4 separate regions of the Mus musculus genome follow, and regions 1, 2 and 3 are each linked to region 4. The links are chromatin loops, found by intact Hi-C in ENCODE. Cell type or tissue: gastrocnemius. All regions are shown on one strand. Each heading gives the region's core, and the rest is flanking DNA. Links, peaks and the distances in the headings are about the cores only. Region 1 has its middle 90 kb from the start of Gm9195. Region 2 overlaps Gfra2 (glial cell line derived neurotrophic factor family receptor alpha 2). Region 3 overlaps Gm34819 (a long non-coding RNA gene). Region 4 overlaps Dok2 (docking protein 2).

Region 1 (8,448 bases), core at 1,328-6,327, 1.6 Mb after region 4:
ATCCCTCCTCCTGTGTGTGTAAGTGAATGTGGTTTACATTCAGCTGATTTCCTTAGACAGCCTAGACTCACAGGCCTAGGGATAGCACCGCCCACAGTAGGCTGGACCTCTTACATCAATTAGCAAACAAAACAGTGTCCCCCAGATACATTGGCAGGCCAATCTTCAATTGAAGTTCCCTGTTTCCAGGTGACTCTTGTTGTGCCAACTTGACAATAAACACTATCCAGGAGAACTTGCTAGCCAATGCAGTTCTTTCCCCCCAACATTATATTTCTATTGATTAGTTAGGTGGAAGTTTCACATAATGCACCCTGATCTCATTTACCCCCCCGCCCCCCCCGATCCACCCCTCCCTCCCTTGTGATCCACACCCCCCAAAAAAGGAAAAAATACCAAGTCTAATTCGTGTTGCACATATAATCACTGGAGTATGGTCAAACTCCCAGTGGCCAATCCCTCAGAGAAAACTGAGTCCTTCCCCATCCCCTCCTCTGCCAGAAGCCATCAACTATGAAGAAGTGCACTTCAGGCATATTTCTTGAACATGCCTTTTATTCATCCTTCAAAACATTGCTACCCCTAGACTTCTCCTCCTTAAAAAATTCTAAAACCAACATTCAAGCCTCCTGGTTGATTCTTGGCTTAACAGGCCAGGGTCCACTACAAGGCCAAGCTACCAGGAGTGTATAGATGTAATGACTCATACTTCTAATCCCAGCACTCAAGAGACATAGGCAGGAGAATTTCTGTGAATTGGAAGCCAGACTGGGCTACATAAGGAGTTCCAGTAAAATGTGGATGATGTTTCATCAATAAACAAACAACAAGGATGAAGCCAAGATCCGAGTAGTCCGCAATGTCAGAGTCAGTCATTGCCAACCTTGCCTGTCAGGCTCTCAGCCCATATAGCCTGGGTCTCTGACAGATGTGCATAAGAACCTTGGTAGGTCATCATCATATACTGTAGCCCAGGTAACAGACATTCACCTTGCATCTCCGCATACACTCCTAGGCCCACAAGCTTTGAGGCCCATGCAACCCCAGGTGCCTTCCACAGGCTGAGGCCCTGGGCTGGCCTGAAACTCTCTACCAGGGTAGGACTAATAGAAGGCTGGTGTGCTGCTCAATTTAAAAAAATAAAACGACCCATAAGGTGGGTAATAACTGTCCTGCAGAGAGATATGAGTGCCACTAAAGCCGTCATACTGGGGAAAAGGAATGATTGCTCATCTCTCTCGCACTCTTGCCCACCCCTGTGAGCCTCAGACACGTGTGTGTGTGTGTGTGTGTGTGTGTGTGTGTGTGCGCGCGCGCGCGCGCGCGCGCGTGTGCGCATGCTCACTCACACACTCCGGAAGAGAAAGGAGTTGGACAAGAGGTACTGTGGGACGGTCAAGTATCCAGCCCTTGCAGCAGTGTGCCCAGTCCTGGGTTAGACAGCATGAGCCCTAAGCCAGTGCACTTCAGAAACACCCAGGGAACTTTGCAATCAGGCCCCACGGCTCCACTCCAGCCACTTAGAAGCAGAGACCTTGATGTTTTCTTCAGCCCTGCAGGTGATGGTGTTGAAGCTTATCCAGGCGCTGGCTTTTACAGACCACTGCAGTGGGGAACAGCGCAGGAGTGTAGAATGTGCTTTGTCTTTAAGGAGCTTACCGCATAAGCAGGAAGATAAGACTCATTTATACACGGTAAATTTAATTATTCCCTCATCTGTGTTCAAATAGTGCCTCTGTGCTTATCTTCATTATAGCTCTTGTTTCACTGAGTTGGAAGCGTTTATTAGCCCCTCTCCTTTATCAGTTTTCTGTGAACTATCCGAAGGCAGGGGCTACGGCTACGTCCATTCGTCTTGGGTAGGTTTGTGCTCACAATCATTTAATGGTCCATTCCTTTCTTGATGCAAGAAAGCGCAGGGAGGCTGGGGGTGTGGCTCAGTTGCTACAGAAGTTGCCTGGTGTTTGTAAAGCCCTGGGTTTGATCCCTCGCAGGACAGGAACTGGTCGTGGTGATGCACACCTGTAGTCGCAATACTAGGGAGGTAAAGATGGGAGGACTAGGAAGAAAATCCCCAGACTCACGGCAGATGGAGAGAACTTCCTTTTGCACACTGTCCTATGACCGCTATACAAGTACTGTGGCGTACACAGCCACACACATGTATGAGAGAGAGAGAGAGAGAGAGAGAGAGAGAGAGAGAGAGAGAGAGACTCTCGTGTCAAGTAAGAACCAGCTATACAGTGGCAAAGAAGCCCAACAAGCCCCCAGCTATCCTGGAACTAACATGCCAGCGGGGGTGAGGACAGGAACAGTCAAGTAAATCAACAAGACTATGGGAACATCCTGAAGTCACTGGCACTGGGTTAAATGTAAGTGAGGATGCTGGGGAAACAGCACAAACATCTGGAAAGAGCATCAGGCAGAAGCAGCAAGTACAAGGGCCGGAACAAAGGCTGGTGGGAACTGGCTGCTCCTGATGTGGACAGAAGGCTAAGATGGCCGGACTTAGAGATGAAGGATCTGAGGCTACAGAGACAGAAGCTGAATGGCCCATAGACTGAATGAATGAAATGATAGATTCCTCCTCCTCTCCCTCCTCCCCTCCCTCCTCTTCCTCTCCCTCTTTCCCTCCCTCCTCCACCTCCTCTCTTCCTCCCCCTCCTCCCCTTCCTTCTTCTCTTTTTCCTCCTCTCCCTCCTTTCCGTCTTTCCCCTTCATCGTCCTCTCCTCTTTTGCTTCTTCTGCCTCACTCTCCTATTCTTTTTCTTCCTTCTCTGCTTCTTCTCCTATTCTTTTTCTCCCTCCTCTGTCTCCTCCTCCTCCTTTAATAAACAGGCTCTTATTGTGTAGCCCAACTTGGCCTCCAATTCACTATGTAGTTATGTAGCATGGTCTAATCTCAAACTCATAATCCTCCTGTCTCAGCATTGTGAATACTGTGAATATAGGCCTGAACAACCACAGCCAACTATTTTCCACTTCTGTTTCCTCTTGATTCAAAATACGACGACACAACATACCATTAGACCATCTTAACCAAGGGGATCAACACACATGATTAAATTCTTCTTCTTTTACAAGTCACTCCCCCCCCGCCCCCCACCCATTGGATCAGGGAGTTGAATGGAAACAGAAGACAATGCTGAAGACAATTTTCAAAGTCCAGACAAGAAATAGTGTGCAAAGCAAAAGAAGTAGAAAAGGGAGGAGAGCAGGCGCCAGCATGATTTCAGAAGCTTCTCTCAGTCCGCTGATAGATAGGGTGGAGTAACGCCATCAGAAATGACTCCTGGATTAACAAATAAGCCCAGTGCCTGGAACATAATAAGTGCTTGATGGATGGTTACTGAACAGCTAGATGAATGAGCATTAAACACCTCAACATCAGCTTTCCAACATAATTATGTGCCAGCGTGTCTGGTGCAGATAAATGCACTGGATCATCAAAAGGATGTCATCGAAGCCAGAGGTAAGAGTGCATGCCTGTCATTCTGGGTGTTCTAGAGGCTGGGAAAGAACAGCCATGTCTCAAGAGTTCTCATGAGTTCAAGACCAGCCTAAGCAACATAATGAGACACCGTCAGAGAGAGATGGGGAGAGAGGGATCTAGGAAGAGGGGAGATTTGAGCTTGGAAGCTTGGAAGCTTGGAAGCTGACTATCGCCAGGTTAGAGAAGCAAATGTGAAAGGAGATGATAGATCAGATCGCAAAAGCAAGCCTGGCTGCGCTGCTGTAGTGTTTGGGAAGAGATATTTTCGGTTTTGGTTTTGTTGTGTTCTGTTGTGTTGTGTTTGAGTGTGGTTTGGGGATGGGGTATGACGATGTAAACCATGACTCTACTGATTGGTAGGATTACTGTCACACTTGAGCCACCACATCGGGCTCAATCAGATTTAAGATTGGTTTCATTATTTGGGGGGAGGGGTTCTGCCTTGGTGGGAGGAGCCTGAGTTGTTTTGTTGTTGTTGTGTTTTGTCTTTTTTGGTTTGGTTTGGTTTGGTTTGGTTTGGTTTGGGGACAGGAAAGTGAAGAGAATTGCAAAGATGCCTGTGGTGGCAAAGCAGAAGAAAGGACAGAGAACTCACTCAGATCCCAGCTACAAGCAGGACTACTGGTCCTCCCAGATAACTGCCATGGGTGGGGCATCATCTAGGGAGCACCATCCTTAGCAGCCAGGGACCTGACCCCATTAGCGGGATGGCAGGAAGAGACTCCATTTGGACCCTCTTATCTTTCTTCGGCAGTTCAGTAAAACGACCAGCTGGCCACTAGAAGCAGGCTGGTGGTCACAGCCAAGAGCACATGCAGAATCCCACCGCAATCTCTCTACCGGAGATGCCTGGCCAGCGAATGACAGCAGCGCCCTCTGCTGGACACATACTGTCTTGCAGCCCACAAGGACATCGACTGTCTTCTGCAGCCAGATTAAGAGATGAGGGAGTTAGTTAGGCAGCCAGCCGGGGAGCCCCATAGAAAAGACAAGTTCTCGAAGGAAGCTGGAATTGTTCCTAATGAGGACCATCTGCTCAGAAGGCAGGTAATCTGAAATGTCTGAAATGTCTCACTCAGGCCGGCCTCCGTAGGGACGCCAGTTTTCCTGAAGGGGTCACACAGGAGCGCTTCTGCTCCCTTCGTTTTTATTTTTTTATTTTTGGGGTTTTCGATGGGCACAAGTAGCCGATATATTTCTCCTCACTTTAAGCTCTTGACCTGTGTTTTGCCTCAAACATATTGCGATTAGGTCGCATGCGCCCACGCACGCGCATGCACACACACCCACGCCCACGCAAGCCCTCACAAACGGACACTCCAGATCTGCATGCATGCATTCCATTCACACAGCAGATATTTATTGAGCACTTAGTATGGCTCAGACATGAGGTTAGCCCCTGGGAACACAGAGATAAATACATAAGGCTTTCCATGGAAGGTAGTTGTCTGTATATAGACTGCTCTATACAGTATGCTAGCAGGACCACAAGGAGGAGCCCATCCCAGGTTGAATCAGTTACAGGTAACTTATTGAAGTTAACACATTGCATCTAGATCTTGACAGAAACAAGGATGTGTCTCTGTCAAAAGTGATAAGAGGCCATTGAAATGGCTCGGTGAGTAAAATTGCTGGCCTGATGACCTGGGACCCATGCAGCAGAAAAAGAGAGCAAACGACTATAAATTGTCCTCTGGCCCTATTCCCATTATACACTCAAAGTCTTTTTTTTTTTTTTTCAATAGTGATTTTTATAGTTCCAGGAAGATACCAGCACTCAAGAGACAGAAGCAGGAGAACCATCATCAGCTATATAGGGAATCTGAGGCAGCCTAGTATACAAGAGGCCCTGGCCTCCCCTCCTTCCCCACCCCCCACCCCCCCACCCCCGCCCCACAACACACCAAGAAGCAGCAACCGCTCATGGGGGATGGCCGGTGTTGGGGGGATATCTTAAAGAAGTTTGGGGGCTGGAGGGATGGCTCAGCTGTTAAGAGTCTCTGCTGCTCACAGCCACCAGTAACTCCAGCTTCAGAGGATCCAACAACCTCTTCCAGCCTCTGAGGTCACCTGCACACACATGGTGTGCAAGCATGATCATGGGAAAGGCACGGGATTGTTAGAGGCACCTTTAGTGGCAGCAAGCGACAGTGCCAGGGGATCTGGAGAGAGCTGACTGCCGAAAGCCTTTGTTACAGAGTTTGTGGGGACCTGGGAGTCAGCTCAAGACACCCCAAGACCAAGTTCTCAGCATCCGTGAGATTTTTCCCTTGAGGTACAGAGGGCAGGGAATAAGAGACAGAGACAGGAGATAGAGAATGAGAGAGATTGGGAAGGGAACAGAGGAGGGGGGAGAAGAGGAAGGGGTATTTGTACCATGGGACAAAGGACTGTCTGTGGATAGAGAGGAGACAGACATGGCCCATACAAATATGGTGGTTTATAAAGGTACAAGGGGAAAGAAACCCCATGTTAGCACAAGGTGCTTAATTTTAATCAGGCATGTTAATAAGGTGAGCAGGGGGGGGGGGGACACACTTTTGACTGCTGAACCTCAGTAGTCAGCCTTAGGAGGAGGAAGTGGCCAAATAAGGGAATAGTCCTTAGAGGGAATGGGGAGAAGAGTAAGGTTTGCCATGCTCAAACTGGCCACAGTCCCTTTAGCTTGGGCTCAGGGGAAGGGCCCAGACTGTATCCATGGTACCTTAGAAAGAAGTTGTTACTGGATGGGCATGGTGGAGCTCAGAAGGCTGAGGCAAAAAGATTGAGAGACTCTGAGAACAGGCTGGGCTGCATAGGGAGTTTGAAGTCACTCTGAGCTATATAGCAAGACAAGGAACAGAGGGAGGGAGGGAGGGAGGGAGGGAGGGAGGGAGGGAGGGAGGGAGGGAGGGAGGGGAAGAAACTTCAGTGGGGATGAAGATCAGTACCAGAGTATGGGCCTAGCACACAGGAGATCCTGGGTTCCATTCCCTGCCCTGCAAAGAAGGGGTAGGGTAGGGGGGTAGATATTGACACTGATGACTGAGGGCCTGGAAATACCTATTTGTACCCAACGCTTTGCCATCTCTGGGATGTTTTCTAGAGAGTCAAACAAGCATCATCTCTACCTCTTCTTCTTCAAGCCCTAGACAAACCCAAGCAGTGAGCGAGCACTTTGTCTGAACTGTATGCCTTGGGCTGGAAGATCTTTATGTGACCTTCATTCCTCTCTAAACTGTCTTAGTCAGGGTTTCTATTCCTGCACAAGCATCATGACCAAGAAGCAAGTTGTGGAGGAAAGGGTTTATTCAGCTTACACTTCCATACTGCTGTTCATCACCAAAGGAAGTCAGGACTGGAACTCAAGCAGGTCAGAAAGCAGGAGCTGATGCAGAGGCCATGGAGGGATGTTCTTTACTGGCTTGCTTCCCCTGGCTTGCTCAGCTTGCTCTCTTATAGAACCCAAGACTACCAGCCCAGAGATGGTCCCACCCACAAGGGGCCTTTCCCCCTTGATCACTAATTGAAAAAATGCCCCACAGCTGGATCTCATGGAGGCATTTCCCCAACTGAAGCTCCTTATTCTGTAATAACTCCAGCCTGTGTCAAGTTGACACAAAACTAGCCAGTACACTAAACCTAAAGTAAAAAGAACGAAATGCATTGTGCTGCCCAGCACTGTTTAACTCTCCCAACCTCCTGCACGAGCTGAATCTGCTCTGGCCAGACCATCCCCTGGGGACAGGTAGCAGAGAGGTATCCAAGCTGTGTATCTAGCACCTCTCAGGTGATCAAAGGAACACTTTTTAAAATCACTAAAAATTGTTCTTCAGCAGGGTGTGGTGGTATCCCTGTAATCCCAATCCCAAATCTTGTATTCAGGGCATTGAAGCCCGGGGATGCTTAGTACGACTCTGCCAAGAGTGTGTAATGTACACGGTTGGAGGAGCTTCCTTGAGCTTCTTCAGCAGGGGAGCCTGAGAGACTTGTCATGGGATGGGGTGCAGTTCCTTCCATAATCCCAAATAAACCTTAAGTGTGAATGTGTTCATCCATTAGTGTTCCACACAAGGGTCCATCCCCACTAAACACCCGGGCAGGAACTGACAGCGGAGACGAGAATGTCCCAGGAGGACAGACCTGGAGAGCCTCCATGGAGCTGACTGTGTCACTGTGCAGATTTTGTGAGAGTCCACAGTGTCACAGATCTGTAAGATGAAGGGGCTTCTAGAGTGACCCTCCAGCAAGTGCCCTGGAGCCCCACCAGCCAGGGAAGCCTGTGAGTGAGCGCTGGTTCATTGGACTAGTCACTCTCCAGGACTTCTCCAAAAGCTGAATATGAATATTTCTAGGGATGGAAAAAGAATCTTCACCTTCTCAAGTCCCAAGCACCCAGACAGTCCAAATGTCTTCTGCTGATAAGAAACGCAGTGATCAACTCAAAGGGAACAAGAGGTTGTTTATTCATGAGCCAAATATGGATGGCCATGGCCCAGACACACAGATTTCTGGTTGAGAAGAAAAAACTCCCAAGTGGAATTGATTTCATGAAGTGTTTTAGTTACAGAACAAAAGAAAGTCACAAATCAAGGGATTTTTCTAGGACCCTGGTGGAAACATTGGGTAGTTGGGTTACAAACACTGGAGCAGGGGTCTCTCTTCTATAAGTTTCAGATGTTAACTATCATATGACACACTTGGCTTCCCAGGTTGGTAGAAACTAGTGACCTAAGTTAATAAGTCCAAAAAGGCACAAAAAATGTTAGGTTAGACACAGAGATGATTGGTGAGTGAGTATCAGGAGGACTAAAGATGACCTGAGATAATGGGCTAGAGATGTAGGTCTCCAGGAAACTATTATCTGGTGTGCTTAAGGCTCAGGGTATCAATTCCTGGCAGCACAGAGAAAGACAGAGAGACAGACAGAGACAGAGGGAGAGACAGACAGACAGACAGAGATTGCAACTTCTGTC
Region 2 (5,000 bases), core at 1-5,000, 110 kb after region 4:
CCTCCTACTTGCCAATCAGTCTCAGGAACGCACCCTATCTCTCCACTCTCTGTAGCACTTTGCAAGTTTCTCCCTACCCACGGCCTCCCTTTCCAAGCCAGATGGGTAGGTGGAGCTCAGGCTTGCAAATGGGTGTTCAAGGCCTTCAAGAGCAACAACCCAGGGGCCTAGGGCATGTGACACGGGAAAGAGGAGGCCAAAGTTTGCTCCTTGGAAAGAAGATGGTGCGGGGGAATGCAGGAAAAGGGAGAAAACAGATCTTAACAAAGACCACTTACTGCTCACCCCATAAGCCCCCTCCCTCTGTGACAGGGAGGAGCGGCTGCCCAGTGGTTCTGAGCTCCAGCAGGCGCCTCCCCACCTCCCCTTATACTTTGTAAAATCTCAGCTGCTTGGGAAGCAAGGTCTAGGAATAGTTTACAGGTAAAGAAAAGATGCTTTCAAAGCTAAAGGCTATGTGTGGACCCAGGGTTCCCAGGCAAGGTTACTGGTAGGGAATTCTGGAAAATGTGTGTGTTTGTGTGTGTGTGTGTGTGTGTGTGTGTGTGTGTGACATCTGCTTTTAGTCCAGGTGCTGTTCTGCTTGTTGGTAGACCAGAATGAACTGGCTACCAAGCAGGGATCAAGAAATCACCTTTACCTTCAGCAGAAAAGGGCTCTGGATAGCCCAGACAGGGAGGTAGCCTTTGCTTATGGAAGATATGCATGGTCTAAGAAGTGCCCTCCAGATTGTAGGGGATTTGTAGTCAGGGTGAATAGATATTGGCTGTATCTTTGCTTGCTCACAGACTTTCTACCTCCCAGCTATGCATTCCCAGGGGACATAGCCCTGCCCTGGGGTGTGGCCTTCACCATACTTGCTTTCTCCACATGTCAGTAACCCTGTGGGTGGGAGGGACAGGGTAGGAGGGTAGAAGATGCTCTGGGCTCACTTTCATCCCTTTCCAGCAGCCTTGGGGGAAGTGAACTCTCATTCTGAATGAACTGTCACAAAATTTGACCTTATCTTCATTAATGGTCTGAAAACGTAGCTTTCTAGGGTCTTAGAATGATCAGAGCGAAGAAGAAAGCATTGCATTTCAGGTAAAAAGTGGCCAGATTGCCTGCTGTTGAGTTACACCCCTCCCTCATAAAGGATGCATGCTTCCAAGTATAGGGGCCCCCCTCTGAGGGGCAGTGGTATATGAGCACAATACCCTCCAGTATCAGACCCCATGTTGCACATTGGGTGATCCTAGCTGAGGAGTCAGTTCTCCTCAGATGTGGCAATGGGCGTCCTGCCCATAATGGGTGTGTACACGTATTTGCACGTATGTGTGTAGAGATTATGAGCCGAGAGCAGAGATGTCCGCCACTGCCTGCTCCCCAAGGGCTGAAATGGAAAGTGGAGGAGGAGGGGGTTGCCTGATGCCTCCTTGAGTTATGCCCCTTCAGTCCCCTATCCCTCAAAAAGTCCCTCTCCAAATCAGGGCAAAGGGTTCAAGGGAATGGCAGGCCAGGGGAGTCTGAAAAGCTCTGACAGGCTGGGATGAATGGTGTGAAGGAAACTTAAATCCAAAAGCCTTTTCCTGGCTAGATGACTATATAGTTGGGAACCACTTGGAAAGTCTGTTTAGTGTGGCGGTTCCTTAGCAGTTTGGGATTTCAGTCTCAAATCAGCAGTTTGGCTGGGGCCATGTCCCGCCCCCTTCAGATGCCTTTCTCAAAGGTTCTGAGTGAGACCTAATGTCAGAGGACTTACCTTATAGAGAAAGGGCTTTTAAACCCAACCATCCAGATTTCCAAGGTTGGCATAGGATGCCATGGAGAGAGGAAACAGAGTGGGCAGAGCACCAGGCCCCCCGTGGTATTCTAGCACATTCTGGCTGTTGAGGGGACTGTAGACACAGGAGGGCAATGTGGACCTCTGCCTTCCCCTCCCTGGCACTCCCTGGAACTGGTCCACACTGTCTATTCTTGATAATTCCAGGTTTTCTTCCTCCAGGCCACGAAGGTAGCCTTTTCTTCTGATTCTTGGCTAGCCTCTCCCGGTTACTGTGTTTCCCTTCTCTGCTTGGGCTTGGTTGATTCTGGGAGTTCTGAAGCCGAGTCCCAGAGATAGGGACAATGATCAAAAGGATGTCCTGGTCCTCTGCAGAAACTATTCTTGCCCTTCATGAACATCAGTTGACAGGATGAGGAAGCCCTTTGAGACTGGTGTGGGAGCCAGTAAAGGCTTGTGTTAAGGATATCAAGGGAGATTTTGGCTTCAGCTGCAGGGCAGGCCAAGACTGACTTTAAACTCGTGTAAGTTCTGAGCCCATAGAAGACCCAGCCAGAGTGCCAGCATGTCCCATTCTGTGTTCCGCTTGGGCAGTTAAACCTTTAGCTCAATCAGGTGGAAGGTGAAGTCCTATGGAACCCCGGGACAAAGTCAGAGAGAATGCAGAGCTGGCTGGCTGCCTGAGAGCAGCTGACAGGTGCGAGTTGGGGGCGTGGTAGTTCAGCTGTTCCTGGGTGGCCCAGAGGCACTAGAGTCCTGTAAAGGGATGCAGGAATCTGCTGAAGCCTTGAAAGAAAGCTGCTACCTCAGCTGTAGTGGAGGACACATCTCAGGCTAGTGCCTGGGCAGACCTTGCTTTCAGCAACTTCCACTTTGTATGGGGGTTTCTACGACTTGTCTTGTTTCAGTGTGGTTACATCCTTCCGCTCTTTCTGTTCTGGGCCAGGGTTTTGGTCAGCAAGAGAAGAAATTTTCCTTTGCTGTAATTGGAGCCTCCTCCATCGGGAGGCCAACTCCCTTTCATCTCCTTTGCTGTTTCCAACTGGGAATGATCCCCCTCACCCCCCCCCCCCGCCCCTCCCAGCTCTGGGGAGTGACAGGCTTGCTGTGTGCAGCTCTACCTGTAGGTGTCGCTGTCTCCCTGCAGTAGCTCCCCCATGAGCAGGGCCTCCTAGGGAGAAGGCCTGAGCGTGGCAGCTCTGAATGAGGATGGAGTAGGGGGATTCTGCAGTATTCTGAGGAAGGGATGACTGACCTAGAGTTTTATTCTCTTTTGGGTGGGAGGGAGTGGAGAAAGCCTCTCAAATTATTCTTTGGGTCCTGCAGAAGGCAGTCTTTGCTCTGGCAGAGAGATGTGGCTTTTTGAGGGGGCAGGGTCTGGAGTTAGGGCTTTAGGAAGGACAGGGAGACAGGAAGATGCCGCCTGTGTCTGGAGGAAACCATTTTGGAAGCTTGGCTTTGAAAGGGTCCGGCCAGCTTCTCTCTGCCCTTCATGTCCAGTCCTCAGGCCCCTCCCTTCTGGGGACACTGTGGGAGGCAGATAAGAGGGAGTGGGCTGAAGCCATACTCAGGCTGGAAGGCAGGGCCCAAAGGAGGAGAAGTCTTTTCTTTCTAGAGTTGATTTATTAATTTGCTTTAGGAAGGATATATAAAAAAGACAGGATTTCAGAATAGTGTATGAAGGAAAGGAAAGAGAGAGAGAGAGAGAGAGAGAGAGAGAGAGAGAGCACATTTAAAAGGAAAAGGTGGTGAGGTCGGTTGAGAACAGAACCCTTGGGAGACAGGAAACAGGAGATGATGGGAGATAGAGATGGGAGAGGTCATGATGGGGAAGCAGCACGGGGAGTGGGTTTGCCCCTGTGCTCTGGTTAATGAGGTCTCTCTTGCAGGGAGCTGGGGAAGAACTTGGCCCGTGCAGACACTTTGCCAGGCCTCTGTCTGGTGTGAAGTTGGCAGATACAGAAAGGCAAGGCCCGAAAGGGGTCTTTGCTTCTCTCTGCTGGGCCTCCTGGATTGAGTTAGGCTTGTCTCTGGTTGTCTTCTAAAGGCCTAATGATAACAGAAATGACGAGACTGAGGGGCTGGAGGGGGCTTGCTGCTTCTCTGTGTGTGACCTTGAGTTGGACCCGAGCTTCCCTGGAATTTGATGTTGATTGAGTTCTTCCTAAGTTTCAGACAGGCTCTGAGGGTTAACTGACTTTTGGAGCCTTGGATGGAGCGGAGGTTTGTCCACTGGGAGTCGAGACAAGATCCCTTTGCATAACCCTTGCCACTCCATGTTGAGGCCATGTCATTCTGTCTGGACTATTGGCATCTTAGCCTACTGGCAGTTTCAGTGAAGGCCTTCCTGGATTTAGCATGCTGTGTTCCACCACCTAGGATTGCGCTCAGGAGAAAATGAATGTGAACCATGGTTGTAGGGGAGCATGGCTGACTAGGTTGGGTCTACGTTGACCTTGGTCTTGGTGTACTTTGGTATGGAGAGGGTAAGAAGTTCCTTCAAACCTTAGGCCTACATTGGGGTCAGAGACTATGATGACCCTCATTCACGCTTGTCTTCCCTCCCCACTACCCAGACGAAACCCTCCGCTCTTTGGCCAGCCCTTCCTCTCCGCAGGGCTCTGAGCTCCACGGCTGGCGCCCCCAAGTGGACTGTGTCCGGGCCAATGAGCTGTGTGCGGCTGAATCCAACTGCAGCTCCAGGTACCGCACCCTTCGGCAGTGCCTGGCAGGCCGGGATCGCAATACCATGCTGGCCAATAAGGAGTGCCAGGCGGCCCTGGAGGTCTTGCAGGAAAGCCCATTGTATGACTGCCGCTGCAAGCGGGGCATGAAGAAGGAGCTGCAGTGTCTGCAGATCTATTGGAGCATCCATCTGGGGCTGACGGAGGGTAAGCTCGGGTGGGCTCCACGGGAGGGCGGCGATGGGGAAGGGGGTGGATGGATCTGGCCAGGGATCCAGAAGGAAGGAAGAACTTGGTAAAAGGGTGACCTGATTTGAATCTGGGGAATTTAGCTACCCCCTCCTAGGAGGTCAATGGTGATAGAGAAAGGGAGATGACAGGGTAGAGGATGAACTGGATGACGGGCTGCAAGCAAGGGCAGCGAAACTGTGCCCACGAGAGGAAAGAGACACCAGGCAGACATTTAAGGGAGAACAGGAGGTATCAGCCCCTGCCACTCTAATGCCCTGTTCCCTGGAGCAGAGCCCAGAGTCAAGTCTTTCTTCCTTCATGTG
Region 3 (8,448 bases), core at 1,636-6,635, 890 kb after region 4:
GCTAAGCACAGTGTGTGTATGGGGGGTGGGGGGGGGCGCTGGCTGGGTTTAGCTTGGGGCTGGGGTGGGGGAAGTGGAGCTCCAGCTAGTTCTATGGGGGAGAGTCCTTGGCTTGATGGGCAGCAGGCTTGGTGGCAGTAGTGGCTGGGTGTGCAGAGACACCTTCTACTGGAGATTAGGTAGTGGGTCTGTAGGCAAAGGCCTCCATGGCTCCCCATGGCAGATCTCAATGAAAAGAGAAAGTTTGTGGTTCCAAACCCTTTATTGTCATAGCGGAAAATGGATGCATAAAACTACTATACCCCCTTTTCAGGGTGAGCCTGAGATTAAATACCTTTTGCAGCAAGGAATGTCTGGGAAAGGATCTTATTGGCAATGTCCTCCCAGCCTCTAGGTACCTTGTTAGCATGGAGTTCTCTGTATTTGTACTTAGGTGACCACACATCATGCTCTTTTCCTATTGTCTTGGTCTGAGATGTTAAGGATGCCTCATGTACATGTGGAAGGACTTGGAGCATTGTTCTTAAGTGACTAATGGCCACAACTCTATGGGGGTCTGCTGATACAGGACAGGGGCTTGGTACCCAGAAACAGGCAAAGCTCCAACCAGTCCTTTAGGGTCTCTGGGGGGCTTCAAAGCCTTTTAGCTCAACTGAGGACCAGGATACCTCTCATTGCCCACTGCCCCACAGAAGCCCAGTCCAATTCTAGAGCCCATATCTATCTGCAGTGAAGTTTGGTTGCTGGGTTAGGAGAAAGGCTGTTGGATCTTGATTAATCCACACTGGGATTGTCCAGGTACCAGAATTAGGGAGGAGAAGGATTGCTTACCTAGTCATTGTTCACTCTTATAATCTGAGCTCAACTGTCTTTGTAAACACCTTCATTAGGAAGTCATCACTATGTTAGCCAGACAGCCTAGCGTGGACCTGAGACCTCCTTGAGAAGCCAGAACACAGTTTTGTCTATGAGTGCCATTGCCAGCCCAGAATTTCTGTTGCCATGGATTCCTTGGCCTTGGCTGACAACAGAAGGGACAGATAGAGATCATTCTCTACTTACCTACAGCTCCTCTGGGTTTCTGAGCCTGGAGGAATCTTTCTTTGAGGTGTGAAAAATCTTTATCTTCTAGTAATATTTTATATGGTTGAGCATCATGGACCTGGGACCTTTGATAAACTTTCTTGAAACTCTAACATTAATAAATAAAATTTATATAAAATAGGCAGTGTCAGGGTGTCACACAATCTGAGACTATTATATTCTACCTCCATGTGTAACAATAAACATTTATGGGAAACTCATTGGATTTTATTCTGATACAATATCATTGATCCTACTTCTCTTGTCTTTAGAGCTAGGGTTACAAAGTTACTGCAGGAAGCCACCTGTAGTTTAACACCCAGTTTATATTCAGGATAATCCTACCCTTAGGAGCAACAGTATTTTTTTTAGAACATGATTTTAATATTTTCAACTGTTAATATTCAACAAATAGAATAATTATTTTAAGATCTATTTTGTTGTTATGTCTCCCTTTTTCATTCCTGATTTTATTAATTTGGATACTATCTCTGTGCCCTCTGGTTAGTCTGGCTAAAGGCTTGTCTAACTTTGTTGGTTTTCTCGAAGAACCAGCTCCTGGTTTTGTTGATTTTTTGTATAGTTCTTTTTGTTTCTATTTGGTTGATTTCATCCTTGAATTTGATTGTTTCCTGCTGTCTACTCCTCTTGGGTGTATTTGCTTCTCTTTGTTGTAGAGCTTTCAGGTGTGCTGTCAAGTTGCTAGTGTAAGCTCTCTTCAGTTTCTTTTTGGAGGCACTCAGAGCTATGAGTTTTCCTCTTACCACTGCTTTCATTGTGTTCCATAAGTTTTGGCATGATGTATCTTCATTTTCGTTAAATTCTAAAAGGACTTTAATTTCTTTCTTTATTTCTTCCTTGACCAAGTTATCATTGAGTAGCGTGGGATCATCAGCATATTGATTCAGCATCTTGCCACAGCATTTCTCTGGGCTACTGCTCTAATTCATGTCTGCTTTCTAAGTCTCCACTGGATTATAGATACTTTAGAATTTGACTGAAGACATTTCCTGGATCATTTTCTTCCTCAGTAGTCTATGGATTGAGGGTCAGGTCTCCATCACGCCTTCTTCAACCATCTTTAGAGCTGATAGTGAAGATTCATTTGCATCTTCATCTTTCCACACCCCAGCTTTGAAACTTCATCATAGGCACCTGACTTGGATCCTTTGTCAGAATCCGCTGGTCCTGCTAATGCTTCTCTCCACTGCTGCCTCTTGACACCATACCCTTCATAATCCTACCTCCTTGTCTGAGATTTGCTATGTCTACAGATCTTCCAATCTCTTTTGCTCAATATCAGTCAATAGAACCTTCATAGTACAATCAACACGTACTCCCTGAACTGGTGGGTACTCTCTGATTTGGAGCTCTATTAAAAATTTAAATTTTAAATCCCAAGTGATCCAAATACACATTGAGCAAACTTCATATTCCAGCAATATTTGCAAAGAGAGAAAAATCAAGCCATTATGAAATGATATCCAATTAATTTCCATTAATGAAAACTGCATAAAACAAAGCCAGTCATCTGGGTCTGGATTTTTACTATAGCCTGCCTGATAGATGTCTGGTCCCTAGGCACATCCTTGTCAATTGCTCTGCTCAGAAGATATACGTTGTATGAGGATGAGCTCTATGCTGCAGCACCAATCTGGAGACAGGAAGAGGCAAGAAGGTGCCTGGTGGGTTATTTGGATATGGCTATCAATCAGTAGGCTTCTGACAGTGACAAAAGATATAATCCAGGGTGAAGGGTATAGTATTGTTAGCTAGAACTAAAAACATCTTAGGCTTTTAGGCATAACCGACACTTGACATCTTGGTTGTCACAACTCAAAACAGGAATGTCTTCTCTTTTTCCTGCCCACTTCTTCCACTGTTAGACCCTCTCAGTATTTTATTTTCTTTGCTTCAGAGTTTATCATTATTTTAAAGTAATATGATTGAAGAACAGATCTTAATAGTCAACTAAGCTGTTTTAAAAAAAATGATTGTTCAACTTGTCATTGTAGATAAGGTATAACACTTCAGTTTACCCTAGAAACAACCTGGGTCAATTTTTAGCATGCTAGAACTTGTACAAATGATTCCGAAGCTATGTTCCAGCTATTGGACAGCAGCCTTGGCTTAGCCAAGACTGGTGAGTAGTTAGGATGGCATTCTGTTGATGTGACAATGACACATTCTCTTCCAGTGAGACAAAGAGAACCGAGAGGAGGTAAGTTCATCTTTCCAGAATCTCCTTTGAGTATTCAACACCACAAACCCGAATCAAGATGTTGCCAGCAGATAAGAAGCAAGGAGGTTCAGAAGAGCTAGTGAGTGTCTAAGACTACAGACCTGTCTGCATCTTGCCCTAAATATTCCTAGATTTGAGTCCAAGGTCCTTATATACTTTCCATGGCCCTTTAAGTTCCAGTATCAGGGAACAGAAGGAATTATATCTCAGATCACGACAGGTGGATGTGACTAACAGGCCATTCTGTGTAACTGTTCTTGGACTTCCTCTGCTAATACATCCCTCTTAGGATCTCACTTACTGTGCATATGCATGTGCCCCTATATACAATCTACACAGAATCCTTAGGTCACCCCCACCTACACACAACGATTCATGGTTTCCCAGGTGATTGTCATTATTAACTGACTGGATTGAGAATCACCTTGAAAGAAAACCTTTGAGCATGTCTCTGTGAGAGTCTCTTGATTGAGTAAAGTCGTGGGAGAAGACCTACCTAAATGTAGTTGGTACCGTTTTGAGCCCAGGCCTCAGCCTTTGTATAGAGGAGAAAATGATCCAAGAACCAGCATTCTTCTTGCTCTGCTTCCTGGCCGAGTGCACAAAGTGACCAGAAGCCACTAAGACAGACTGTACCCTGAAACTGTGAGCGAAAATAAACACTTCAATTGATTTAGTTAGCTTGTCGCAAAAGCAAGAAAAGTAACTAATATGCCTAATTAGCACATTGCCATCTATATATTACCTCTTTACTTCTAGTCAAGGCAGTAAAGACACAGAAATGCCAGACAACTGGCCTGTGGGTGCACCATTGAGTAATGGCTGAGCTATGGCCAAGACCACTCTTCAGTCTCTTCATTACAGTGTTTCCCAACCTTCATTAAATACTTAGGGCTTGAGCCTTTTACAGACCACCTTGTTCCCTGTGAAAATGTGGTTCGCCCCAGTCCCCCTTGAATTCATACCCCAGACTAGAGACGAAGACAGCCAGCTGAAGAGAAATCAGGAGAGAGAACAATGCTATGGAAAGTCACCCACAAGCAGGAGCAGGGCATGAGTCTGCAAAGGGTCTATGTGCAGCAGACCATTCTAGAGCAAAGGCTCTCTGCCATGTAACCAGCTTAGTGAGCCTGAGACTTAGTTTGCTCGTCTTCAAACCATGAAGTGGCAGTGTTGCCTATGATGTTTATGCTCCAGATGTGGCAGATGGAGTGACTGCTTCTTTCTTCACTGCCCTGCAGCATCTCAGGCTTCTTCCTGGCTGGCCATGAGCCTTAGAAATGCCCAGGAAATAGAATAGCAGCTGTGGAGAAGTTTGATCCTTAAGCATCCTATTCTCCACTAAAGGGTGGCCACTGTTACTCCCTGCCCCTGTGCTGTCTGTCACTGCCTCCTGGCCTGTCAGCTGTGAGGCCAGCTTGCCCCCTGCTGGCCACCCCGCTCTAGATGGAAAGTAGTAGGCTTTGACCAGGCAGCATCTGTGCTGAGGGGTCTGGGAATCCTCTGTACTCAGAGTTGGTTGTGGGGGAGGGGGCAGGGCTATACTAGAGAGTGTATGTTGGGGGGTGGTGGGGGAAGAGGGTCAAGCTGAGTTGATTTTTCTCACTGTTTTAGGGGTGAATGACTTCCTGACATTCAGTTTGCAAATCTCCCTGACACAGTCCAATTGAAAATGTATCCTGGTGGCAGTTTGCTGTCCAGGGAATTGAGAAAGGGTAGGAGGAGGTGAATGCAAAGGAAAAGGAGGAAGGGATGGAAGAAGACAGAAGTTACATCAGTCCCACCAGAACAAGAGTCTAAGATGTATGTGTGTGTGAGTGTGTGTGTATGTGTATACATGTGCATGTGTGTGAATGTGTGTGAGAGTATGAATATGCAAGTCTGTGTGTGCTTGAGTGTTTCTGTGTGTGTGTATGTGTGAGTGTGAGTGTGTGTGTGTGTGAAGCCTGGGTGTGCTTGAATGTTCATGTGATTATGTGTGTGTGTGTGTGTGTGTGTGTGTGTGTGTGAGAGAGAGAGAGAGAGAGAGAGAGAGAGTGTGAGTGAGTATGTGTGTATGCATGTGCATGAATGTGTGTGAGAGTATGACAATGCAAGCCTGTGCATGCTTGAGTCTTTATGTGCTTGCTTGCTTGTGTGTGTGTGTGTTTGTGTGTGTGTGTGCATGTGCATGAATGTGTGTGAGAGTGTGAGAGTATGACAATGCAAGCCTGTGCATGCTTGAGTCTTTATGTGCTTGCTTCTGTGTGTGTGTGTGGGGGGGGGGTGTTTCAGTAAAAGAAAGAGACTGAAAAAGGCAAAATCAGAAAGATAGAGGTACAATAAAAGTGTCAGAGATATGGAAACAGACAGAGATACAGAGACAAACTAATGAAAAAAAAAACCAAAAGGACAGATGGGGAGGAGGAGAAGGAAGGGAAAGAAGAGGAAGACAGGGAAGAAGAAGAAGAGGGGGAGGAGGAGGAGGTAGTGGAGGAGGAGAAGAAGAGAAGAATCTATGTACTTCTCTAGCATAGGCTGTCATCTTTCCCTTGGGTTCAGGGATCAAATCTGAGACTGGAGCCTGAGGCTGTAGAAATCACTGGCTTTGTGAAGCATACTGCAGGACACAGAGGCCACCCTAGACCTGGCAGGAAGCTGCACAGGCAGTCTGGCAGCACCCCAGGCATAGGTGCTCTGATGAAGGGACCTCAGCAAACAGAGCATCTCTTATCTTTCCGGAACAGTTAAATCCCTCCACATCAGGCACAAATAGAATCCATCCCTGAGAGGTTGGGCTGCCCCATTGCCAGTCAGAGGCTCCACTTGCCTTTCAGTTTGGTCTTAAGATGCGATGGATACAAATTGCAAAGGTTTGATCAGCTTTTGTGCAGAAAGCAAATTTTATAGGAAAGGAGGGGGGAGGTGGGGGGAGGGTGGCAGGAGACAGAGGGGAAAAAAGCTGAAATAGAAAAATTGCTGAAAAGCCTCCTGCAGGCTGTCAGGAGCATTAACTTAGGATGATGTAGGAGAAACGACTAAGTGGTTTCTGTGTCAGCTACACTGAATCAAACATGCTCAAATATTAGCCTGTGAGTATGGCAACCAGAGAACCCACCTCAGAAACAGAAAGCAGTCTCTGTGTTTAAAGGGTTTCTTATGTTTTGCAAATATAAGGGAAGCTATGCATAAATTACCTTTGAAAGAGGGAGATGGATGGGAGATGAGCTGTTACACATTTCACTGAAAGAGGGGAATCATTGGATTGCTTGTACCCCATCTCAGAGGGAAAGCAAAGGGGGGCAAAGAAGAGACTGGCTCCTGAGAGCCAGAGAAGTGAGGCAGAGTGAAAGAGGAAAGGCCTGCTCTGTGAGACCTGCAGAAAGCAAGGGAATTCTGTCATTTCCTCTCTCCAGAAGTCTAGGTACTTCCAGCTATGTAACCTTCATCTCTTCTGCTTTCTTGTGAGGGAGTAAACATATGGAAGGTCTCAGCACAGGGAGACTAGGGTGCTGGCTCCCAGCCTTTGGCATTAGGCTGTCAACCTGTGACAGTCAGCCACCTTCCTAACTACTGATGCATGATATGTAATTGTAAATTAATTTAGCCATTAATTAAAAAAAATCATTTAGTAAAGATGAATAATGTATACTACGAATCAGGCATTATTCTAAGTGCTTTGCAGGTGATAATTTATTTAACTGCTCTAAATTGCTATTATATAAGGAAGAGGAAAGTGAAGAGCAAGGAGATCCCCTTTTTCAGGGACACGCCTTAGCCAGACAAGGAAGGAATCACACCTTGATATACATGCTCCTCTCTTTGAGCTCAGGAGACCCTGACTTACTTCTAACCTGACATGGCAAAGGTGATGGATGTCACTGTGTGGCCATGCTTTTTAGGTTCTCTGAAGCATCTAAGAGGGTTGTCATTTATGGGAAATGACACATGGCAAGGATATGGGTAGCCACCACTAAGAGCTGAGGTCAGCCCTTTAACAACCAGTTTCTAAATTCCGTCAAGACTTCAGGAGTTGAGAGAAGACCCCAAATCTAGAACTCACCTTGAAGATAGCATCCCTGAACAGGGGAACCTAAGCCATGCTTCTGACCCTCCTAAACCCTGGGTTAATGAACATGAACTATTTTAACCTCTTAAGTGTGTGGGGATATGTCACATGGTTCTAGAACCCTGACACAGTGGCTAAACTAGGCTATAAACCAGTGACTACCACACTCTTGTATGCTATATCTCCTGTCCACAGGAAGATCTCATATGTCTTCATCTGGACATCTGATTCTTTATTTCCATCTGTGACTAGGAGACTTGAGACTCTCGGGGAGGAGTTGAGAAGAGTGGAATTGTGACAGTCACCATGCCACAGCTGTAGGAGCATCCATGAGAAGCCCATGGCCTTTTTTGTTCATCCTTTGCTTCAGGTTCTGGTCCTCTCTATGTCTCTCATGCCCCTCTTTAGGTCCCAGCTCACTTCCTGTCCTTCTGTCCTTCACTGAGTACCTAATACAGCCTAGACACTGGGCTAGACCTAGAAGGCAAAAGCTTTTAAAGTCCATGTTCTTTATTTCTCTACTTCTTCTTCTCCTGTTATTCATAGAAACCAACATTTTTTTTCCTCTTAAGAAAGGCCTAGGCTCCACCCCCTCCAATTTACCCACTATTCTCAGCATTTCTTTCCAGTATATACAGCCTTACCTTACTAAAGGTAAGCACAGCACCTTGCTGCGATGATCACAGAGAGCTGAAAGACTGGAGGAGAGCCCAGGGGATGGCTGCCCCTCTGCTGACCTTCTCCATCTGGCCTCTTTCTCAGACAGAAACAGAGAATATGGTCAGTGAAAAAATAGGCCCTGGCACCTTCACCAGAAGGTAGGTAAACCATGCCAACATTACTTGTCCTCTGGCCAATGGATGGGTGGCACAGTGCCCAGGAGCCCTTGTTATGATACGAGACAATGAAACCACTCTCAGCCTTGAATTCTTTGCAATTTTAAAAGAGCATTTCAGCTAGATTTCAATGTCCATTGTGTTTGCAGGTATATACACACATACACACACATACCTCCCCACATATGTAAAATCATGTACAGGCACATAAATCCAGTCACAGTACTATAGACACACAT
Region 4 (8,448 bases), core at 1,380-6,379:
AGAGAGTGGATCGAGGAGGAAGGTCATCTAGAGAGACAGCAGAGGTGGGAGGGGAAGGAGTGAAAGCCAAGAGGCCTAGGTGAGGAGAGATGATGTGGAGAAGGGATGGGGAGGAGCGTGTTCTTGCCAGATGTGGTGGCACACAGCTATAATGTCAGCACTGAGGGGGCTGAGGCAGGAGACAGAGTTGAAGGCCTGCCTGGGCTACATGGTGAGAGCCTTTTCCCAAGTAAACAACCAACCCCAACAAACAAAATGCAGAGGCAGAGGGGCAAGAGCTCCAAGAGCTCCAAGAGAAGTTTCTGGTGCCAGGGTCAGCACTTTTCCATGTGGGTGGAGTCCAGGGAAGAACAGTTCTTTCCCTCTTTTCCCCCCTCACTGTAGGCAACTTTTTCCTTTGAGGCTGGCAGACGCTGTCTCTCTGGAGAGGGCAACTTTGAGTTCGAAACACGACACGGCAATGAGATCTTCCAAGCCTTAGAAAAGGTCATTGCTGTCCAGAAGAATGCCACCCCTTCCGGGCCTCCATCCCTGCCAGCCACAGGGCCCATGATGCCCACTGTGCTGCCTCGACCTGAAAGCCCCTATTCCCGGCCCCACGACTCTCTGCCTTCTCCATCCCCTGGCACACTGGTGCCTGGCATGAGGCCAGGGGCCCCTGAGGGGGAGTATGCCGTACCCTTTGATACGGTGGCTCACTCCCTGAGGAAGAGCTTCAGGGGCCTCCTGACGGGCCCCCCTCCACACCTTCCCGACCCACTGTATGACAGCATTCAGGAGGATCCTGGGGCCCCTCTACCTGACCATATATATGATGAGCCTGAGGGTGTGGCTGCCCTGTCCCTCTATGACAGGACACAGAGGCCCTCAGGGGAGACATGGAGGGAGCAGGCCACTGCCGATGGGGGTCCCAGCTCCCTCCAGCAAGACTCCTCTGTGCCTGACTGGCCACAGGCAACTGAGTATGACAATGTCATACTTAAAAAAGGCCCAAAGTAGGGGATGGCCAGAAGATGGGATATGTGGTTCCCAGGGAGGTCTTCGGAAGCTGTGGAGGGGAAATGGTGGCTTCTGGTAGAGTCCTTTTGGTTACTGCCCCTTCCTGGGCCCCAGGCTCGGTGTGCCTTATTTGTGTACTGTGTGAGTCACTAGCCTGGAGCAGAAAGAGGGCCCTGGAGGGACCCACCCTCCTCCTACACTTTTCCACTTCCTCCCACTGCCTTGGGTCTAAAGGGAACTGGGGCCATTTCTCTTAAGAGACAAAGGGTTTCCACAGATGTCCTGGCTCCTCGGTGTGGGCAGGCCTCCTGCCTATAGATGTTTTGTTCCTGGGACAACCCTGGCTTCTGGTTAGCAGCGAGAGTAGCTGTTGTCCCTCTAGCTCCCAGAGTTTTCTATACATTAAACCAATTTCGAACTACTCTTCTGTGGCCTGTAATGCTGTGAGGGGAGAGAATGCTGGGGCTGACCTGCCGAGTGCTTCTTCCACTGGCTGGGATGTCTTCCCTGGGCCTCTGCTGGGTCCTCAGCATTTGTCTACAGGGTCAGAGGCCCCAGGAGGTCTGGGACCCTCCCACCCCCCCTAGGAAAATCTTTATTTTAATCTGTCTTTTGTTTCTATAACTGAATGCCACAGACTAGGTAGTTTATGAAGAAAAAAGATTTTATTTTCAGCTTGTGGATCTTCAGGCTGGGGAGTCCACAAACACAAAATGTTTATGGTATCCAGTGAGAGCCTTCTTCTTGCATGATAATACCACAGTGGACATGATGTGACAAGAAGACAGCAAGCATAGAGAGAAAGCAAGGCTGTTCCCTGGATCATGCACTGCTTCCTGAATCACTTCATTCATCTACAGAAACAGTGCCCTCATCGTCCAATCCCAAAGCCCTGCTTCCAAATCCATGAGCATATAACTTGGGAGATTTTGTTTTTAACATATGAAACATGAGGTCCATTCAAAGCATGAAAAACCTTCAAACATCTGCTTTTTTACTTTTTGCAAGGACAGAAAAATGGCAGTGGATGCGTGAAGGGTTTGATGGCAAATCTGGATTTCGAGAAAGACTTAGCAGTTAATAGATTTTACATTTATCTACTTCTGCGTGTATGGGCAGGCAGGGCTTGTCACAGCTCCCACATGGAGGATGCAGGACAACTTGCAGGAATCAGTTCTCTCCATCCTCCATGGGTTCCAGGATGGAGCTCAGCCCATCAGTCTTGGCGATCTTTCCCTGCTGAACCATCTCATGGGTCCCAAGAAATGAGTGACTTATTGTATCTTTTATGCACTAGAAATAAGACTTACCGGTTGTGTGGTCCTGGCCAGCCTTTCCTAGGACATGATTCCCACCCCACCCCTCCTTACATATATGTGTAAAGCTGAGAGAGACAAGGCACAGATGGCTGTCCTTGAGAAGGGAATGTTAAGTGCCACATAGGCAGCCCAAGGCCAGGTGCTTCAGAAGCAGTTAATGTCCAAGAAAGACTTCATAGCAAAGGGTGGTGTTTGAGGTGGGCCTTTCAGGGTGGGAAGGGCTTTGATGGTACTTAAGGGGTCTGGGGGGAGAGAGGGAGAGGGAGAGGGAGAGGGAGAGGGAGAGGGAGAGGGAGAGAGAGAGAAAGAGAGAGAGAGAGAGAGAGAGAGAGGATATCTTGGAAGGAACAATACTAAAGCTACAGAAGGAGTCAGGAAGGAATTGGACCCAGAGCGAGCTGCTCCATCACTGTTTAGTTGGAATGTTGACTTAGTGATAGCAGGAAACATCCATCCAGTAGAAACCACATTTTGAACACTGAACTTTGATCAGCTGATCTCTATGGATGGGCTCCTTTTCCTCAGCGCCGGCATCGGGGCATTGGCAATGGCCTCCAATCTCTTGGTAGGTCAGGTGTGCCCCATGCCTCTTTGGCTTAGGACGACATGAACATTGGGAGGTCTTAGCAACACAGAAACCTGCTGTAGGTGGAGGGGTAGTGTCGGCAGCAGCAGATTCGGAGTATGTTGTGGGAAGCTCATTGTTAGTGGGAGAAGGAAGGGAGGTTTGAGGCTCTTGGGTAAGGAATGCCACAGGAATAAATCTTTAGGGACAGCAGCTCTGGGAAGCTGGACTTGGGGGTGAGAGGTATAGCGTAGAGATGCCACTGAAAGGGTTCCTGGGATTCAAAAGCTGCTACAGAGTTAGCTCCTGTGCAGCTTGGGTGACGAAGAAGAGAGGTTTCCAAGGCGACACTTAAGTTTCAGGTAGTGAGCTTGGATCCTCACATGCTGAGGTTAATTACGATGGCTACAGTAGCCAGGGGGTGAGTCTTTAATCCCAGTACTCCGGAGACAGGCATATCTCTCAGTTCAAGACCAGCCTGTTCTACAGAGCAGAGTTCCAGGGCAGTCAAGGCTGCATACATAAACCCTGTCTCGAAAAACTAAAAAACCAAAGAAGCAAAAAAGCAAGCAAGCAACCAACCAACCAAACAGAAAGACGGCGGCTGCATTCTGTCCAGTCACAGTGAGGTTCTAGTGCAAGACAAGGTTCTAGCATCCAGGAGAGTAATGAGCAACAGACACACAGATCCATGCCTTCAAGACCCCGGGTGTGTGGCCTCCTAGGTTTTGTCTTATGGTAGCTTTTGACAGTTATTAACGGAGTACGTAAGCTGGAGCAGGTAAGAGGTTCTCTGCCACTTTTGTCTGTGCCAAGGTTTGCATTCAATCTGCGGGTCCAATTCTCCAAGGAGCCCAGGCTCCTCAGGACATGGGGGAAGAGCATTGGGGCAGGAGTCAGGTAGACGCTTTGTGTCTCAAAGCAAAGAAGGCCACATTATTGATTCCTCACTTGGCACTTGACGCACTCATCCCGAATGTGCCCAGCAGGGGGCAGTGCCAGCCTGTGGAAACTGCAACTAGGGACTAAGCTTGCGAGGCGCGGTGGGTGCCTGGTCCTGAGGGACGAATTTCTCTACCTGAAGGATCTGGTGGTGAGGGGCAGCTTCGGGAGTCTTCCGAACCTTGGGATTCCCCTCCGGAAATGTGAACACGCTTTCAAAATATGGGATCCTGAGCCGATCCCTATCTCTTTGCGCCCTTCACCTTCAAGAGACAGAACTTTCTGGTTGCTCTACTCTGAGATCACGTGATCTCACCAGGGGACGTGGTGGACAGCTTGATTGGGGAAAAGTGGGGTGAGGGGTTGGTAGCTGCGGAAGTAGAGCATTTGGGGAAGCTGGGAGTGGCAATGAAAGTCCTTAGAAGGCTGTTGGGGAAATGCTGACTAGGTTTTTAGTGTCCTCGGAGGAAATGAGCCAGTGGGTGTGCCCCATTCTGCAGGGAGCTCTGAATGCCTCTTAGCTAGCTTTAGCTGTGTCTGTGTCACCGCGATGTGTGTGCATCATTCATCCAGTAATACTACAGAGCAACTGCCACTTGTATGTCCCTCTCTCTCAGAAGCTGGGATTCCGGAAGGTTCCCCAGCCCCTAGCCCCAACTCAAAGGAGCAAGCAGTGGGGAGCAGCAGAGGCGGTCACTGATGGGTCAGGGAGAGAAGCGCTTGAGAGCACCACAGACAGACACACTGAGGCAAGGCCTCCTTCAAGAGCCGCTGAGCCACCCAGGCGGCCAGGGGAAAGTGCACAGGCAAGGAAGGAAACAGACCTGCCATTGTGGGCCCGAGCAAAGGATTTACAAAGACCTTGCCACCCAGAATGGGTCTCTGGCTCTAGGCAAGCTGCTTAGTACCTGTTGATACTATGAGAAACTTAGGTGTATCTAGGACTATTATAGACTGGCTTAATCTTTTAATTGAGGTCATAGGTTGTCTAATGAATGGACATGTTCTGAGAAATTTGTCACTACACATTGTCACCACTGAATATTCTTTTATTAATTATTTCTTTTCTTTTTCTCTTCTTCTTCTTCTTCTTCTTCTTCTTCTTCTTCTTCTTCTTCTTCTTCTTCTTCTTCTTCTTCTTCTTCCTCCTTCCTCCCTCCTCCCTCCTCCTCCCTCCTCCCTCCTCCTCCTTCCTCTTCCTCTTCTTTTGGTTTTACAAGACAGGGTTTCTCTGTGTAGCCCTGGCTGTCCTGGAACTCACTCTGTAGACCAGACTGGCCTCAAACTCAGAAATCCACCTGCCTCTGCCTCCCGAGTGCTGAGATTAAAGGTGTGCCACCACGCCCGGCTTATTAATTATTTCTTCACTTTACATCCTGACCACAGTTTCCCTTCCTTCCCCTCCTCCCAGTCCTTCCTGCCAATCTCCATTTACTTGTCTTCTGTCTTTTCAGAAGGGGGGGGGGGGCTCCCATCAACCAACCCTGGCATATCAAGTTGCAGTAAGACTGGGCACATCCTCCTCTATTGAGGCTAGACAAGGTAGCCCCGTAGGAGGGAAGGGTCCCAAAGGCAGGCCACAGAGTCAGAAACAGCCCTTGCTCCGGCTGTTAGGGGTCCCACTTGAAGACCAAGCTGCACTAGTGTAACATATGTGCAGAGGGCCTAGGTCAGTCCCATGCAGGCTCCCTGGAGAGTGGTTCAGTCTCTGTGGGCCCTTAGGGGCCCAGGCTAGTTGATTCTGTAGGTTATCTTGCACCACTGAATTTTTATACCTATGTGATATATAACTGCGTACCTAAGGTACATGGTATGTTTGTATATATGTCTGTGTGTAAATATAATTTATACTATTTGCTATATAAATATAACACATATATGCATGTAATATATAATTTATATATGTTCTATATAATCACAATATATCTGTAATATGTATATATTATAGATGTGTGGCATAGCCTGTTTCACCTAGGATACAAACATGTAGAGCTATGTTATATGTGAAATACTGGATGTATTGGTAACATAATGGTATTTGTGTATATATAAACATCCAAGATAGAAGAGGGTCCATAAACATGCCAGGCAGGAGGTATTTTTTTTTCATCTGCTTTAATCTTACAGACTTTATATACAGCTTGTCATTGACTGAGATGTCATTGTGTGCCACAGCCATGCATTGGCATCAGGGCAGATAGGAGTTCAGGGTTCAGGTCCCCAGCTTGGAGGCATGTACCCAAATTCACTACTGCTGAATGCTGTGTCATTCCCATTCTTTTCTGACTCTCCCATTTCTCTTTATTCCTACTTTCTTCAGAGTGTATAAACTGTGTGCACGTGCATGTGCGCGTGTGCGTGCGTGCGTGCGTGTGTGTGTGTGTGTGTGTGTGTGTGTGTGTGTGAGCTAATCTGAGTAAACCTGCCCCACGCTTAGAGAAGGGGATGCCAGCCCCCCCCCCCCCCCCCCCCAGGAGGTTCCACCTGGACTTTCAGCATCTGGAAAGGTTTCAGCATCTGATTGTTTGAGCCTCTCTGGCTCACTCAGCCCTCCCTGGGGACTCTCCTCAGGCTGCTGCTGCCACCACTTTTCGGCCTTGATGTTAACCAGCCTCCTGCCTCTTGCCTTCTGGGCGTTGATTCAATTAGCCAAGGTGCCCACCTCTTGCAAGGGCCATTTATAAAATCAACTGGGGCAGCTGCAGAACCTCAGGCAGGGCAGGGCTGGAGAGATAGCGAGCTGAGAGGAGGAGGTAGAGGAATCCTGGGAGGGGGGTCTGATCCAATTAGGTGCTAGGCTGGCTTCCCCCTGGCAGGAGGCTGTACATCATTGCTTGGCTTTGGTCCTCTACTGCCCGGCACAGAGCAGAGTCCATCAATCTCCAGGCTGTGGATAGGGATGGTAGAGTGAAGGCAGTGGTATGCAGTGTTCACAACACTTCCATCTTTGTAGCAAGCATGCTTGGGACAGCTTAATGTTGTGGGCTGGGCACACAGGCTGCAGCTTGACTCCCTGGGTTCAAGTTCTACCTCTGCTCAAAGGCAGCTGTGTTTTTGGCACCTGCATCAGTTTTTGCTGGGGGAAAAGGAGATGGTAACACTTCTCCTCTTTGAAGTTTGTGGCAAAGATAAAAGGGATGAATGAAAGCATAGCTCCCAGGACAGTGCTTGGCACATGCTGAGCTCCGGTGTCTACCACAGTCTCATTTGGCTCTCAAACCAGCAGTCAAATTATGCTTATCTTAGTAATAGGGTCACTGGGTCATAGGCAAGCAGCTTCCCCACAGTCTTTGCAGAGAAGACTTGGGCTTGGTAGAGGTGGAAGGATTTGCCTGGACACATGGTTCTAAAGAATGAAGAAAGGAGGAAGAGAGGTCAAGGAGAGGTCAGAAATGCTTTGCCTGCAGCCTTTCCTTTCCACACTAGGAGGGGGAGTGCTGAGGACTCCTCAGCCTCAGCTTGGAGAGGGGTTCTTGGAGAAGGAATGTTTGAGATAGAGAGAAGGGTGTTGGAGACCTGCAAAACGAATGACTTGAAGTCAAACTGTGGGTCCAAGCTGGCAGCCTAAGTTCTGCTCGAGACAGCTTTCTAAATGCTCTATGTTCTTCTTCTCTAAGCAGTTCTCTTTTGTTATTCTAAAAATTATCTGGATAGCTCAACTCTTAGAGATCAAAAGCCCAGTTTATTTTTTTTTTTAACTTATCAATTCAGTCATTCCCCCAGGTTTCCTTTTGGTTATCCCATGAATCAGCATCCCTTGACCTCAGCCTTCTTAGGAAGAGTCAGCAAGCACAGACCTGTCCTGGAATTACCATGTGGACCATGACTGGGCCTAAATTCCCTCTGTCCCAGGCTGACCTTGAACTCAGGAATCTACCTGATTTTGTGTCTTTCTGGCAAGATGGTTTGTGGTGTAGCTGCCCCTACTCCTTCAGATCTGTGACACTCCTTACACAATTCACATTTTGCATGGTTGAGAAATGATCTATTTTTGAACTCATGTTTTCAATGTTCTTTCCCACAGCCGTAGGAGCTGTCTTGAACGCCACAGTATTCTACCATTTGCTGAGACCTAGAACACATTCTTGCCTCCCAGGCTCACGCTGTCTCTGATTATCATAGAGGCATTAACCTTGGCAGAGAGGACATTCCTCATAGGGGAACCATGAAAACATGTACATTATACAAGAAAGCCTTACACCCACAACAACCACCAATACTCAAGGAGTCCCACGCTCTGCTGGCTCTGTTCCAGGGGCAGGAAACCGCCATACTGCCCCTTATATGGCTATTTTGGACTCAGCAGGGGAGGGCAGATTCCTGTGGCTGAATCTGATGCTCACATGATCTATTATGCCTAGGAATGGTGCCACCAGCCGGGCAAGCTGCTGCATAGGCTAGAAGCAAAATTGGAGGCTAGGCAGCCTCAGGGAAGCACCCCTTTCATGATCACAGCATCCACTGGCACCAAGCAGTGAGCACTTTGGGGCAAGGGAGCTAGCAGCTGGCTAGGACAAAGCATCAGGTGGCTCAGCTAGTGCCACTTGCCAACTGGTATGGTCTGTGCAGATCCTGGGACTACTGCCCTGAAGCCAGAAAGAGGAACTGGGAGTAATGAAGAAG

The links. Hi-C counts contacts between places; a loop is a spot of excess contacts. Peaks named below come from ENCODE experiments on the same cell type or tissue, not always from the same donor. Only the 100,000 strongest peaks of a DNase experiment are listed, where the experiment ranks them.
Region 1: it touches region 4 in a loop (5-fold over the local background); 9 of 42 quality-filtered maps call a loop at or near these places.
Region 2: it touches region 4 in a loop (5-fold over the local background); 13 of 42 quality-filtered maps call a loop at or near these places.
Region 3: it touches region 4 in a loop (29-fold over the local background); 18 of 42 quality-filtered maps call a loop at or near these places.

The regions. Positions count from the first base shown.
Region 1 is chr14:72,367,744-72,376,191 of GRCm38, forward strand. No RefSeq gene overlaps it. Among named protein-coding and RNA genes, the nearest start is that of Gm9195, 90 kb to the right of the region's middle. In gastrocnemius, for the core only: a CTCF peak has its summit at 4,375 (motif pointing left); a DNase peak (open chromatin) is centred at 4,364.
Region 2 is chr14:70,891,434-70,896,433 of GRCm38, forward strand. Gfra2 (glial cell line derived neurotrophic factor family receptor alpha 2) reads left to right here. Exons shown (of 9, transcript NM_008115.3): 2 at 4,339-4,653. Among named protein-coding and RNA genes, the nearest start is that of Gfra2, 3.8 kb to the left of the region's middle. In gastrocnemius, for the core only: a CTCF peak has its summit at 2,890 (motif pointing right); DNase peaks (open chromatin) are centred at 66, 830, 1,285, 1,842 and 5 more places; H3K4me3 peaks cover 2,131 bases.
Region 3 is chr14:71,665,868-71,674,315 of GRCm38, forward strand. The region is part of intron 1 of Gm34819 (a long non-coding RNA gene); the gene reads left to right. Among named protein-coding and RNA genes, the nearest start is that of Gm34819, 50 kb to the left of the region's middle. In gastrocnemius, for the core only: a CTCF peak has its summit at 4,751 (motif pointing left); DNase peaks (open chromatin) are centred at 4,746 and 6,010.
Region 4 is chr14:70,777,075-70,785,522 of GRCm38, forward strand. It overlaps Dok2 (docking protein 2), which reads left to right. Exons shown (of 5, transcript NM_010071.2): 5 at 385-1,420. The coding sequence ends at 999. Among named protein-coding and RNA genes, the nearest start is that of Dok2, 6.9 kb to the left of the region's middle. In gastrocnemius, for the core only: a CTCF peak has its summit at 3,868 (motif pointing right); a DNase peak (open chromatin) is centred at 3,882; H3K4me3 peaks cover 717 bases; H3K27ac peaks cover 469 bases.